Linked DNA regions of Homo sapiens: region 1 is linked to region 2. Evidence: chromatin loops called from intact Hi-C (ENCODE). Cell type or tissue: breast epithelium. All regions are shown on one strand. Each heading gives the region's core, and the rest is flanking DNA. Links, peaks and the distances in the headings are about the cores only.

Region 1 (6,640 bases), core at 549-5,548, 84 kb before region 2:
CACAGAGCAAGTCACTGCTCTCTGGAATTTTTCATCTGTAAAATTATATTACAGCTAAGAACTGACCTACCAGAGGGCAAGAGAGTTCCAGCCCTTTAACACCCTGGTATTGCATTAGGGTTGCTCAACCCAAGGGTCATGATGCATAACTCTCTGGCCATGGAGAATCGTTTGTGTGGCTAGAATTTCCTGCTGTGCCCCCAGCCCAATGCCAGGAAATCTCTCCTCTGTTTTTTTTAATTGATCTTTTGTTCGTATGTGTTGTTTCTTCTTTTCTTTGTAGGCTATGAGAAATTGAAGTAAAAGAGGAGGGCTAGTGATCTAGTAGGAACTGGATTTCAATTTTGAATCTGAGTACTTGGTGACATGAGATAGGGTGTTGATAGGTTCACCCATCACCTAACAGCAGAGCAAGGAGAAGATAAGATGGGATGCCAAGCACAAGAATAGATTTCTGAAGGGTCCCAGGGCCCATGAAGAGGGGCCAGACCCACACAGATCCCTACAGTAACTTAGGAGCTGGCACAAGGCAGTGAATTTAAGGGCAGTTGGTCCTTCACTCTAGGTATGTCCCTTTATGGTTTGGCAGCCAGGTATATGCCAGCTTTTCAGGGGCAGGCATTGAAAGCTGCTGTGGGAAGCACAGCTGGCAGACCCTCCAGATTCTCGAAATTTCACCACTGTCCCTGGTATGTTGGCTAGGCCTGCCTCAGTCCTTTCCCTCTTACTGACTCTCAAGAAAGGGATGCCAACCCGTCTGCTTTGTCTGGGAGACTTCCGCTGTTTCTGAGAAATACTGGCTATTGAGAATACCTTCCGGTCTCTGGTCCTCCCCAGTTCAATCAGCCACAGACAGGGCACTTGTTTCCTCCTTGCACCTTAAGGGACAATCCACCCACCTGCCTCCTCACTCCTCGCTCGCAATGCTTACTCAGCCTAGGCTGGAGCCCACCTGAAATGGGGAGGGCCAGGACAACTCTCTTCAGAAGTAAGGGGTGTGGGCGACTTTGTAATGTCTGAGGCTTTGGGTTTCTGAAAATGTCACTGTGTTTTTGCTGAGTCATGGCCAGTTTTCCTGATCTCCATTTTTCCTCTTACTGCTTTTGCCCCTTTTGTCTGGTCCTCATTCCTTAGAACTCAGATATCACAAAATGTCTCCTGGGAATAGATGTACTGAGGCACTGCTACCCTCTTTCTCTCTCTCTCCCTATCTCTCTCTCTCTCACACACCCCCACAGATACACACACACACACACAGAGGAAACCTCATGAAATCTACAGGAAAAAGTATTAGTTTGGTGCAAAAGTAATTTGCGATTTTTGCCATTCCTTTCAATGGCAAAAAACACCATTACTTTTGCACCAACCTAATATTTGGCATTCAATTACTTCTCAAGCAACTGATTGCCTAATCTCTTTTCCTTTAAAAAAATTTATGTTCTACCTGTATAAAACAATATATAGTTTTGTTTTTTAAATTATTCAAGCTGGAAAGTACAAAAAAGTTTAAAAAATCACTCCAGTATTCCATCATTAAGACCACTCTTGTTACTTTTACGTAAGAATTGTTCCTGTGATCTCTCAATGTATACTGATAGGCATAACTTTCTAAAAATGAGATCTTACTGCTGTTTACTTTTTAAAATCAAAAGTATTAAGTTTGCCTGAATTTAGACTAAGAAAAAGATTATTAGGAACCTTTAAAAAATCCTAATATAAAAAATGTCACTTTAACACATGAAATATTCATTCCTAAAAGGATTCTTTTTGTTTGGGGTAGGGGGAGGAGTTGCAAAACTTTAAGATATGGGAACCACGACATTTTTTAACTCATTAGACCCTGGCTTTTAGGGCCATGGCTTGTATTTTACACTTGTTTAGAAGCTATGTTCTTCAAAAATAAAATTAGAACTCACCAGGTGTTTTAATTATTCTTTACACTCCTGCTTCAACACTTTTGCATCGTGCTTCCTATCTACGTAACACGAAGAATCCCCCTCCACTGGGACAACCATCTAGAAAGGGGGAAGAGAAGGAGAGGTTAAGGAAGAGACTGAGAGGATCAGATATCTAGAGAAAATCCATTTGAAGCAAGGTAGACTGGCTTTCTGCCTAATTCCCCCTTTCTCTTAGCAATAACAGTTTCATAATTAGCTTTAGCCAGATTTCTAGATAATTAATCCTCCCACCACAACCTGCCCTACACCATTGTGACTTGGAAAAAAAATTAACCCCATTTTAATGGTACTGATCTACTTACATATGTTCTTATAAAACTGCTTTAAAAATGCAGTATAAGTAAGTGTAATGCTTAGAAAGCTGTGGGGCATGTCTCAGTATCAAAGCATTACTGAATTCAAAACAGCATGGGTATACCGGTATTCCAACCTGTACTCACATCTCTTCTAACATTTTAGGATGTGCCATAGCATATGTCAAGGTTGCTTATTAAACTTTCAATCTTCTCCTGTTCTTTGGCATCCCAAACTCCCTGACCCCTCATACTTCCTACCCCAGGAGAACTTGCCCTTCCATCCACAGCATTTTATCCCGCCATCTTGGTCCCTCAATCTTCCCCCCTCCTTTTCTCCCCTTCCAGTGTGCTCCTCAGTAGTCATGAGCCTGGGCGCTTGCAGCTCCCGCTCAGGAATGCGCTTGCCTTGCTTTCGTCCTTTCTCTTATCAGAGAGGAGTGGGGAAGAGAGAAGATGAGCAAATATGCCATAAGAGGGGAAAGGCAGGGTCTGTCACCTCCACTTTGCTGATGATTGATGTCATGTTGCACTGGCTTTGTGGCTGGGCCCTTGTGAAAGGTGTGAATAGTGGTGGGGTGGGGGACAGATTGTTTGAAACCATCTCTCTCCGGTTGGTTTTGTTGGTTTCTCTACTCCTAGAAGCAGAGGAAAAAGAGGGGGAAGTTAAATATGTGGTGATGGTACTACCTTTTAATCAGTGTCTCCAAATATCCTTCAGAGCAGATTTTCTCAGCATCGGCCAGCATGAAACGAGGGTCTTTTTAAAGATCATTTTCTTTCTTGGATCAAAGTTTCTTTGTTTGTGATTCTGAGTTCCGTTCCTGTGTGTCTCTGTGGTAGGGCCTTGAATAGAGGACTAGAAGGAGAAGAATAAGAAGAAAAGTGTATATCAGGTGCTTTTAAAAAAATCAATTCAAACGAAAATTGCAGAAGGGTGCCTGGACAGCTAGGCTGACAGTGACCAGAGCTGGAGAGAGAGGCTCTGCCTGGTAACAGAGCTCTGATTGGCCAGACCTGTGCAAGGACTAGGCCTATAGGGACGGCTCTGAGCTGTGCTTCTGCAGGCAGCTGAACTTGGCAGGCACAAGCAAGCCCTGCAAAGACACGCTCAAAACAATCCAGAGTACAGACAGCTGCTGGCGTGAAGAAGCTGTGAGTACTGACAGCACTTGGGGTTGTGAGCCTGCCACTTAACTCTACAGCCTACTGCCTCTGCCTCTTGTGGTTAGATTTCTGTCTTCCAGATGATTAACTCTTTGAGACATGGTCTTACCAACAGTGGTAACACAGGCAGGGAGTGTCTTTGAAAAACAACTGGCCAGGGAGTCAGGGGTCTAGGTCTATACCAGGCATTAAATACTGTATGTATTAGCATGAACAGGGGTGTCTGCTTGACACTGTGGTACAAGCTCCACACCACCAATCCCTCATACAGCCCAAGAAGATAGAAACAGTTACGATCCCATTTTCCAGAGAAGAGAACAGAATCAGGCCCTGCACACACAGTCTGCAACTATTTGGGGGCACATGTGGACTCTCAACCATCTTCCGGTCGACAGCAGTTCAGTGTCAACTGGAAGACAGGCTGCTCTAAGGCAACGATGTCTTCTGGCCAATTTTGGGCTGAAATTGAAGTATTAGGTAGAGCCAATTGTTCCTATTATTAAAAATAAAACCCTGGGAGAAAAGATTGAAAAACGAATATTTTTTAGTGAGGAATTAATAGATATTTGTATTCACAAACTGAGTACTTAAATGCAGTTTAAAATGAAGGGACTGGCCAGTTGTGGTGGCTCATACCTGTAATCCCGGCACTCTGGGACACCAAGGCGGGAGGATCACCTGAGGCCAGAAGTTCAAGACCAGCCTGGCCAACATGGTGAAACCCCGTCTCTACTAAAAATACAAAAATTAGCCTGGCATGGTGACGTGTGCCTGTAGTCCCAGCAACTCAGGAGGTTGAGGCAGGAGAATTGCTTGAACCTGGGAGGCAGATGTTGCAGTGAGCTGAGATCATGCCACTGCACTCCAGCCTGGGCGACAGAGCGAGGCTCCATCTCAGGAAAAAAAAAAAAAAAAAAAAGGAAGGGATTGTATCTATATGCAAGAAAATATACAGTTCAAAAACATATTGTTTACTGGAAACAAATTGCAAAACAATTCATGCAGTGTATTATTCAGCCAAAATTTTACAACTACAAAGCAATACCATCTATTATCTGATATATAAAATCTGTAATGAGCTAATAAAAACATGGACCGGAATAGTATATATCAAATTACTGACAGTGGTCATCGCTGGAGAGAAAGAAGCAAGACTAGGATGGAGAGGAGGAACAAAATGGTTTTCAATTTTAACTGTGAGATATACTATCTGAAGCCTAAGTGACAAAAAGTGAACATTTTAAATATGAGCAGGGGATATGTGTATCATATTATTCTTCTGCTTTTTCTGAATTAGAAAAAAATAGGAGGGTCTTTCCCGGGGGCATCTTCATTGTGCCATCCTGCTCATGTGATGGGAAGAAATTCATCCCTGGCGTTATTGCTCCTAGGAACATCCTGTGGGAGATGAAAGTATGTGTGCTGTTTTGAAATTAAAAGCAAAGCAGGAAAAGTCAAGAGTCCTCTTTTTCAGAGAGAAAAACTTGCAGAACCTGTGGAGTTGTTACCCCCATACTGTTGACAATCCTCACTCTTCCCTTCCCTTCTCAGCCAGAAAGCAGCCTTTATTATTTATTATTTTTATTTTTTGTACAGGGCTCCCAGCCAGCCTCAAGGGTCTATGTATGCTAGTGTGATTGCTGTGTTTTTCTAACCACTTCAAAGGTCATGTTCACTTATCTGTGAAAACAAGTTCTCATTCCTTGCACCCTATTTGCCTTCATGTCTCAGGAAATAGGGACGGGCAAATCACTTGCCAGGTGGGAAGAAAATAAAGGAATGTTGTACACACACCCTACTCTGAAGACCAGAGCGGAAAGGGAACCTATCTGTGTATCCCAAGGGGGCTGTGAGCAGGAGAGAAAGACAGAAATACAGCAGAGAGATGTGACTTACATGTCCTAATCTCCCCACTCCCGAGGTGAACCCCAAGATCAGAAGGAGGCATAGTGAACATTTCCAACTAGATATGGAAGGAACCTGAGAATATTTGGAGGAGGAGACCAGCGACACTGTTTCCCAAACACAGCTTAGGGGAGACTGGGAGCATCTTGGAAGAGCCCCACACAGAGCCATGTTCAGCATGGCCTGAGTGAGGGCGGAAACTTTAGCGGTGGAGCAGGAAAGTGACCAGCTAGGCAAGCCTCCAGCAGCACTGCTTGCACTCCATGGCCTGCCCGGGCTGAACAGTGGACCTAAGAATTCATAAGTGCTCCAGAGAGGGACAAGGAGGGACTAAGAGGGCCCTGAGTTAAGAAAAAGACATCACATTGCCCCCAAATGCCACTGGGGACCAGTGGTGCAGAGTGAATCAATCGGTGACTGTGATACACAGTTTAGTTTGTCCTCTGTCATAAGAATAAATATCAGATATCATAATCAGGGAAAGCACAAAGAAGAGAGAGCTTTTGAGAGCTGTTTACCTAGAATTTAAATTCTTCATGTTCACTTTAGTACCTCTTTAAATGCTCAATTCCTGCGAAAACATGTATTGTAACCCAGTGCTATCACTCTAAAAGCTGTGGTAGAAGGTGTGGAGTTTTAAGTATGGAAGAGGGTATGTGCTAAATAGAAAAGGTAAATAGAAAGCTTTTTAAAAATCTGGGTAAATGCACACACATATCCACATGCAGGATGCACAAATGAACCCTATGAGGGCTCTGACACTAAGAAACTGGCAGTACCTGGACTACAGATTCAGCAGGAACAAGTCCACAAACTGAGCAGGCAGTTAATGAGCTTAGCACCCATCATCCCTGGCTCAGAGTATGGCCCTGGAATTCTTTGTTGCAATAAAATATAAAATAGAACCTGAAAAGAAGCTTGGCTATGAGCAAGTAAGGCTTCCTTCATTTGCCTGGTCCCACAGGCTCTCTGTTGCAGTGGCGGCAAACCCACCCAGATGGGTTGTGCTCTGCAACTTCAAGCAGCCCTATCACCAGTGAGGGTGGTGGCAATGCTCCAGGCCCCTTGGGGCAGGGGAGGTAAGACAGCATGCCATCTGATGCTGCCCCCCTTGCTGACCTGGGCAGCGGGCACATTCCTCAGTTCCCTCTGACCCATGGGCTGTCCTGAACTGAACTCTGCTCAGCTCCATCCCCTCTGCTCGCCTGCTCCCTGCAGAGTGAGCCCGCCCCTTGCTGGCTAGGCTTTCCCTGCCTTATTTGGTTTAAATTACTTTTTTGAACTTTGGTCTCATTATTTTTGGACCATCATTTGGTC
Region 2 (6,640 bases), core at 1,012-6,011:
ATTGTATCCAGTCTGCAAATGATCATCTTAGAGAAGTCCTTAAGCCCATTTATGACCTTAGAGCTAATTTTAACTCAAGTAGGAGAGCTAGTACAACATAATCATCAAATCAAGTACCAGGCAAAGAAATGGCAGAAATAAGACTCAAATCCAGGTTTAACTTGGGTGCAACCTGGGCAGTTAGAGCACTTCTCCAAGTGTCCTTGTCTGTAAATTAGAGATACAAAGAGTAGCTACACCTTAGAGTGACTTTGAGGATGAAATGTGGTAATAGACATTGAGCTTTTAGCACCATCCCTAGCACATAAAAGATGCTCAATAAATATTCAGTGATTACTGTTGAGTGAATAAATTAATAAATATAATTCAATACATGTTAATAATTCAACAATGAATTACTAACCATTAATAATGAATAATTCAGTAAATGTTATTAAAGGAAAAGGGGAAAATATAGATATTACTGTTCCCCATGGCTCATTATCACCCTCATGGATAAAGATAGCTGTTTAGAAGAGGGAAAAAAAGTGAAAACTGCAAAAGCAATTAAACATCCCCAGCAAACACAGGTTTGGTAGAACTAGAGAGAATGACAGGAGTCTCTGAAATGGCTCGGGACTAGGAGGAAAGACTTCTGGATCATGGTCCCGACCCTGACACTAATTGATGTGTAGTTTTAGGCAAGTCACATCACTTCTCCAGTCCTCAGGGTTTCTAACTTCAGAATGACCACATTGGGCTGACTGATCTCCAAGTTCCTTTGGCTCTCTGACTTAATCTGAGGTTATGAGATACCCGCCTGCAAAGTCTAAAGACCCTTGAAACCCAATGGCTCTTGAGGAGAAGTTTCTTAACAGTATTGCAGTTTAGTCAGGAGACTGAACTAGAGAACCCAGGTGGACATTCTTTCCAGCCAAAGACTCAATACTTCTGGAAAGATTAAGGTCACATTTGTTTCAAGAGTGTCCAGTACAACAAAGACCTTCCACAGGGAGTAGTAACTATTCCTGATAGGGAACCTCCAAACTGCAATAGGCTTTACCCTTTTTTATCTTTCCTCTTTCTTCGTGCCTCAAGTCAGATCATAGCAAGAAGAAACCTTGGAAAATCCCCTCTTCTCCTCCACACCTCCCAGAGATGCCCAAAAAGCAGTTTAATGCTTTTTCGTAGACTTAGAAAACAGTTCTGTTCTTCCCTGGGCTCAGAGAAGCCTCCCATTTTGGAGCTCTTATCTTCAAAACCTTGCCAGGGACAGGCACTGGTGATTCACAATGGTACTTAATGTGATTTAGACTTATAAATCAAGAGACCGCCTAAGAGTAAATTCCAGGGAGCCTTAGGCCAGACTCAGGGTCCCTGTGTGTAAACAATCAAGTCTAACCCCCTTGGCTGGCAGGCTCTCCTGTCTCAGGGGACAGGAGGTAGGACCGCCTCTTGTACAAGTCTTAACATCGTCCATGACCTCAGTCTGCTTCTAGTGGGACTTTGGGAGACCATCCTCTCAAACTTGAGCCATTTCAACCCAATTTCTCCTCCGTGATCCAAGGAGAAATAAGGCCTGCCATCTCTGCTGGGGGATCTTTCTGGCACCAGCTAGATGGATCCCTGGCACTTTGACTCACAATTCCTCCCCTTACACAAGACAGCAGTTCCTGAGGCCTGCATATTCCAGGCATGAAATTGACAAGAGCAATTCAGCTTTCATATGGGAGCATATGAGGTCAGCTCAGCTTTTGGCCTCTGCAAGGAGGGATGTAGAAAGTCTCCCCACAGGAATATCTGGTGGCATCCTGACACCAAGCCTCCTTTTATGTTTTCAAAATTTTTTAAAGTTTTATTTTGTTTTTAATTGACATATAATAGTCATATATATTTATGGGGTACAGTATGTTTTGATACATGTATACATTGTGTAATGATAAAATCAGAGTAATTAGCATATCTGTCACCTCAAAGACTTATCAAAGTTTCAGGATACAAAGTCAACACACAAAAATCAACAGTGTTTCTAAACCCCAACAGCAAACTATCCAAAAAAAAAATTAAGAAAACAATCTTATTTGCAACAGCTACCAAAAAAAAGAGTAGGAATAAATTTAACCCAGGAAGTGAAAGACCTCTACAATGAAACTATAAAATATTGATGAAAAAAAAGGACACGGCCAGGCACGGTGGCTCACGCCTGTAATCCCAGCACTTTGGGAGGCCGAGGCGGGCGGATCATGAGGTCAGGAGATCAAGATCATCCTGGCTAACACAGTGAAAACCTGTATCTACTAAAAATACAAAAAAATTAGCCAGGCGTGATGGCAGGCACCTGCAGTCCCAGCTACTCAGGAGGCTGAGGCAGGAGAATGGCATGAACCCGGGAGGTGGAGCTTGCAGTGAGCTGAGATTGCGCCACTGCACTCCAGCCTGGGCGACAGAGCGAGGCTCCATCTCCAAAAAAAAAAAAAAAGAAAAAGAAAAAAAGGACACAAATAAATAGAAAGATATCCTGTGTTCATGCATTGGAAAAATTAATAGGGTTAAAATGTCTGTACTACTCAAAGCGAGCTACAAATTCAATTCACTCCCTATCAAAATACCAATGATTTCTTCATAGAAATAGAAAAAAAAATCCTAAGATTAGTGTGGAACCACAAAAGACCCTGGATAGCCAATGTAACCTTAAGCAAAAAGAATAAAGCTGGAGGCATCACACCACTTGACTTCAATATCTACTAAAAAACTATAGAAACCAAACCAGCATGGTACTGGCATAAAAACAGATACAAAGACCAATGGAATAGAATACAGAACCCAGAAATATATCCAGGCATTTACAGCCAACTGATTTTTGACAAAGGCACCAAGAACAAACATTGGGGAAAGAATCATCTCTTTTATTCTAGTAAAACTGAATATCTACATGTAGAAGAATGAAACGAGACCCCTATCTCTCACCACATACAAAAATCAACTCAAAATGGGTTAAAGACTTAAATGTAAGACCCAGTGCTTTTTTAAAACTACTCAGCAAACGCTGGCTGTTCTGAGGGTTCAGGTGGCTTCTTAAATCTCTGTGTTCAAGGGCTCATGACTCATTTATACTTCCTGGAAAGTGTCAGGAACTATTTCCAAATGGGCAACTGGTGAGAGTGAGATGTCAAGGGCAGTGTGGCCTCAGTCTCCTAGCCTGCCCCTCATGGGGCGCCAGATTAGGGTGTCATTGCAGAAACGTATGTTCTTGGAGTTTGGTTTCTTTTTAGCATCCAGCCTCTCTGCAGTGATTGCTGCAACCTCTGAAGGAGCAGTTCTTTCTAGCAAGGACTTTTTAGGAGTTCCGTCTCCCCCATCGAGGTGTTAACCTTAAAATCTCATTTCTTCCCAGCTCCACGCTAACTCAGCGATCAATCTCCTCTTAAATTGAAAAGTGTTGTCTCTGAACTGAAAAGGAATCGAGGTTTATGGAGCCTGGTCTGCTGAGAAGAAATGAGGATGGGATAGCTGCCTTCAATGGCTGAATTCAAAGCTGTCAGGAGATCCAAAGAGCACACAGTCTGCATGGCACTCAGGTGTTAGACAAAGGAGGAAAAGTTAAAGATGGGGGATTTGGGATCAATATAATGAATACAGTTATCAAGCACAACAAAAGGCCAGACATTTTATACACATGGCTATTTTGTTCTCCTGAAACATCTATGAAATGGGGATTAGACTATATCAGGAAACAGGCTGGAAAGGAGGAGGTGCATTGTCAGGCCCCTGCAGCAGTCAGAGCACATATGGTGGATAAGCTAAAGGAAAATTCTGGATTGGATGGGAGAGTGGGTCAGTGATTCTCAACCAGGGGTGGTTTTGTGTCCCAGGGACATATGGCAACATCTGGAGACATGTTTGATTGTTATGAATTGGGGAGTGATACTGTATCTAGTGGGTACAGCCAGGGGTGCAGCTAAACACCCTCACAATGCACAAGACAGCCCCTCACAATAAAAAGTCCAACAGGCCCAAAATGTCAACAGTACTGAGGTTGAGAAACCATGCATTAAATGATCTTAAGATATCTTCAAACTCCAGAACTAAATTAGGGGCCTTAATTTTTCCTCTGCATAGATGGGATTCCATTTAGCCATCCAGTGTTTCTCAAAGTAGAGCAGGGAGAGGACAAGGATGTCAAAACTATCTCACTGGGACCCTTTTAAAACACTTAGTCTCTAGCCAAAGAAGACCCAAAAAGCTATAAAAGAAGCCCAAAAAGCAAACAAGTCCCCAAAAGCCTTTGGCCTCAAAGAAATGACATAAATTTTTCCTCTATTTCCTAAAGACTTCGCCATTAAATGTTCTGAATATAAATCTGCACCCCTGGGGAAACCAAGTTAGCTAAAGATTCACAAGGACTTGGTGGGAATATAGGAGATTCCAGAGAACTCAAAAGGAGAGGATGAAATGGATGAAATCTGCCAATTCAGTGAAAATCATTTTGATGAATGCCCAATTGGTACAAAAGCTAATTCCCTGAAAAGTCAATTTACTGAAAGCTAATGCCCAGGGAGTCAGTTCTTAGAAAGATCAATTTGCCAAATGACCAGTACACTCACATTACCAAATTCATATGTCATAATGTTTAATGAAAATATTTATCCACTTGATGCTCTGCATTGAATGAAAATCTTTTTGGAGCATTCTAATTTTTTACTGGAAATTTTCTTCTACCTAATTCTGATTTCTATCTTGAGTCTAGAATTAAATTTTAACTTATATTTAAAATTAATGTTATTTACAATTCTGCTTTATTTGAGTGCTTTTAAAGTTAATTTATTTTAGTTTCAAAGTTTATTGAAAATTTACTTTGCAGAAATTTGCTTTCTTCAGTTTATAGAAAGGATTGAAAAGAAAAGATAAAACCAAGGCCGGGAAGGGGTGTGAGGATGCCCAGAAAAGATTTCCCACACTAGTCCTGGTCCACTATAGTCAAGGAAGAATCAACTTAGAAACAGCAGGAGCAACCATATCACTTTTTTTTTTTTCCAAGACAGAGTCTCACTCTGTCGCCAGGCTGGAGTGCAGTGGCACGATCTCAGCTCACTGCAACCTCTGCCTCCTGGGTTCAAGCAATTCTCATGCCTCAGCCTCCCAAGTAGCTGGGATTACAAGCACACACCACCACACTCAGCTAATTTTTGTATTTTTAGTAGAGACTGGGTTTCACCATGTTGGCCAGGATGGTCTCGATCTCCTGACTTCATGATCCACCCACCTCAGCCTCCCAAAGTGCTGGGATTAAAGGCATGAGCCACAGTGCCCGGCCCCATATCACATTTTTAAATGTGGCTATCAATGACTAGAAATAATAAACCAAGGTAGATTGACTATATGAGAAATTGACAGCAGAATGCTAGAAATGCAAAGAAAAAAATGGCAGAAAAACACAAAATTGAGTTTTTTAAAAGGATCTCTAGTTGCTTAGCTGATTTACCAAAAAGGAATAATTTCACCTTTGTTGCAAACTATGACTTATTTCTGATAATATCAATAAAGTCTGCAGATTCCAATCACTACATATAAATGCTATGTATCAACACATTTCTGCAGGTGTATTTTGCAGGTAACCGAGTTTTTTTTTAAGCTACTTCTGCTTTTTATTGTATTTAAATGTTATTGCCCATTTTTTAAACCATTAAGCCCTTTTTAGTAGTGTACATCAACTCCTTATACAGGTTATCTTCCTTAATTATGTATTTCTGACAATTCAACATTTAAATATAATTTTATATTTAAATCCAAAATCATTGGAAGCATATTAGAATTTTAAATTAAATCTAAATTTAAAGTAATTATTTAAATATACAGAAAATCAAAAGTTTACATTTAAATTTGAAAACTAAATAAATCAGTTTTAAATTAAATTATATTAAAATCAGTATTTCAAAACCTACAAAGAAAATCAGAAATAGCCATCAGCCAAAACAGTTCCTCATACATATTGTCATAATATGAAAAATTACCATGTGAAATGTTGAAATGTTGTTAATAATGATAAAATATGTTTCTTTGTGTCACATTATTAGAAACAAAAATAAGACATTCCTGTTAAATTCGTCAAAAGATTCCTGGCAAAATGACTAAGCACTCTAGTCAAATCTTATAAAGGATTCAATTTGGTCAACTTGCACATTAGTAAATAGGTAAATTGATCATTTGGCAAATTTGCTTTCTAATACTTGCTTTTCAGGGAATTGACTCAGTCCCAAGGGTATTGAAATCTGGAAAAAGGGAGTAAATTCTAGAAGGAGGGTTTGAGGGGAGCTGGGTAAGCTGTTGTTTTTCCTGTAACATCCTTCTTAGAGGCTGCAGTCTGCCCTAGGGGCAAAGGCAAGAAGACTGAGTCAACGAGGTAACCAGCGGCTCTTCAGTTTGTCACCATATGTGGACCATATTCTCAGTGGCTGTGTGGAGATACAGAGGCACAAGTTCCTGACTCCAAGCCCCTTCCTTGTGAAGAAAATCAAACGCTTCAATTAACCAAAACTACTAAGCTTTATCAATGGAATCTATCCTTTTGGTGTGTATGCGTGCATACATCCATGTGTGCGTGTGTGGGCACAAATGATCAATGCAGATTACAAATGCTGGAAAGCTCAACAGACCTCCATAC

The links. Peaks named below come from ENCODE experiments on the same cell type or tissue, not always from the same donor. Only the 100,000 strongest peaks of a DNase experiment are listed, where the experiment ranks them.
Region 1: it touches region 2 in a loop (8-fold over the local background); 6 of 110 quality-filtered maps call a loop at or near these places.

What each region holds. Positions count from the first base shown.
Region 1 is chr2:217,431,007-217,437,646 of GRCh38, forward strand. It overlaps DIRC3 (disrupted in renal carcinoma 3), which reads right to left. Exons shown (of 13, transcript NR_186301.1): 4 at 2,942-3,110; 5 at 1,917-2,015. Among named protein-coding and RNA genes, the nearest start is that of DIRC3-AS1, 150 kb to the left of the region's middle. In breast epithelium, for the core only: no CTCF peak of the experiment used is centred there; DNase peaks (open chromatin) are centred at 685 and 3,315; H3K27ac peaks cover 2,393 bases.
Region 2 is chr2:217,514,458-217,521,097 of GRCh38, forward strand. The region is part of intron 2 of DIRC3 (disrupted in renal carcinoma 3); the gene reads right to left. Among named protein-coding and RNA genes, the nearest start is that of DIRC3-AS1, 240 kb to the left of the region's middle. In breast epithelium, for the core only: no CTCF peak of the experiment used is centred there; no DNase peak of the experiment used is centred there.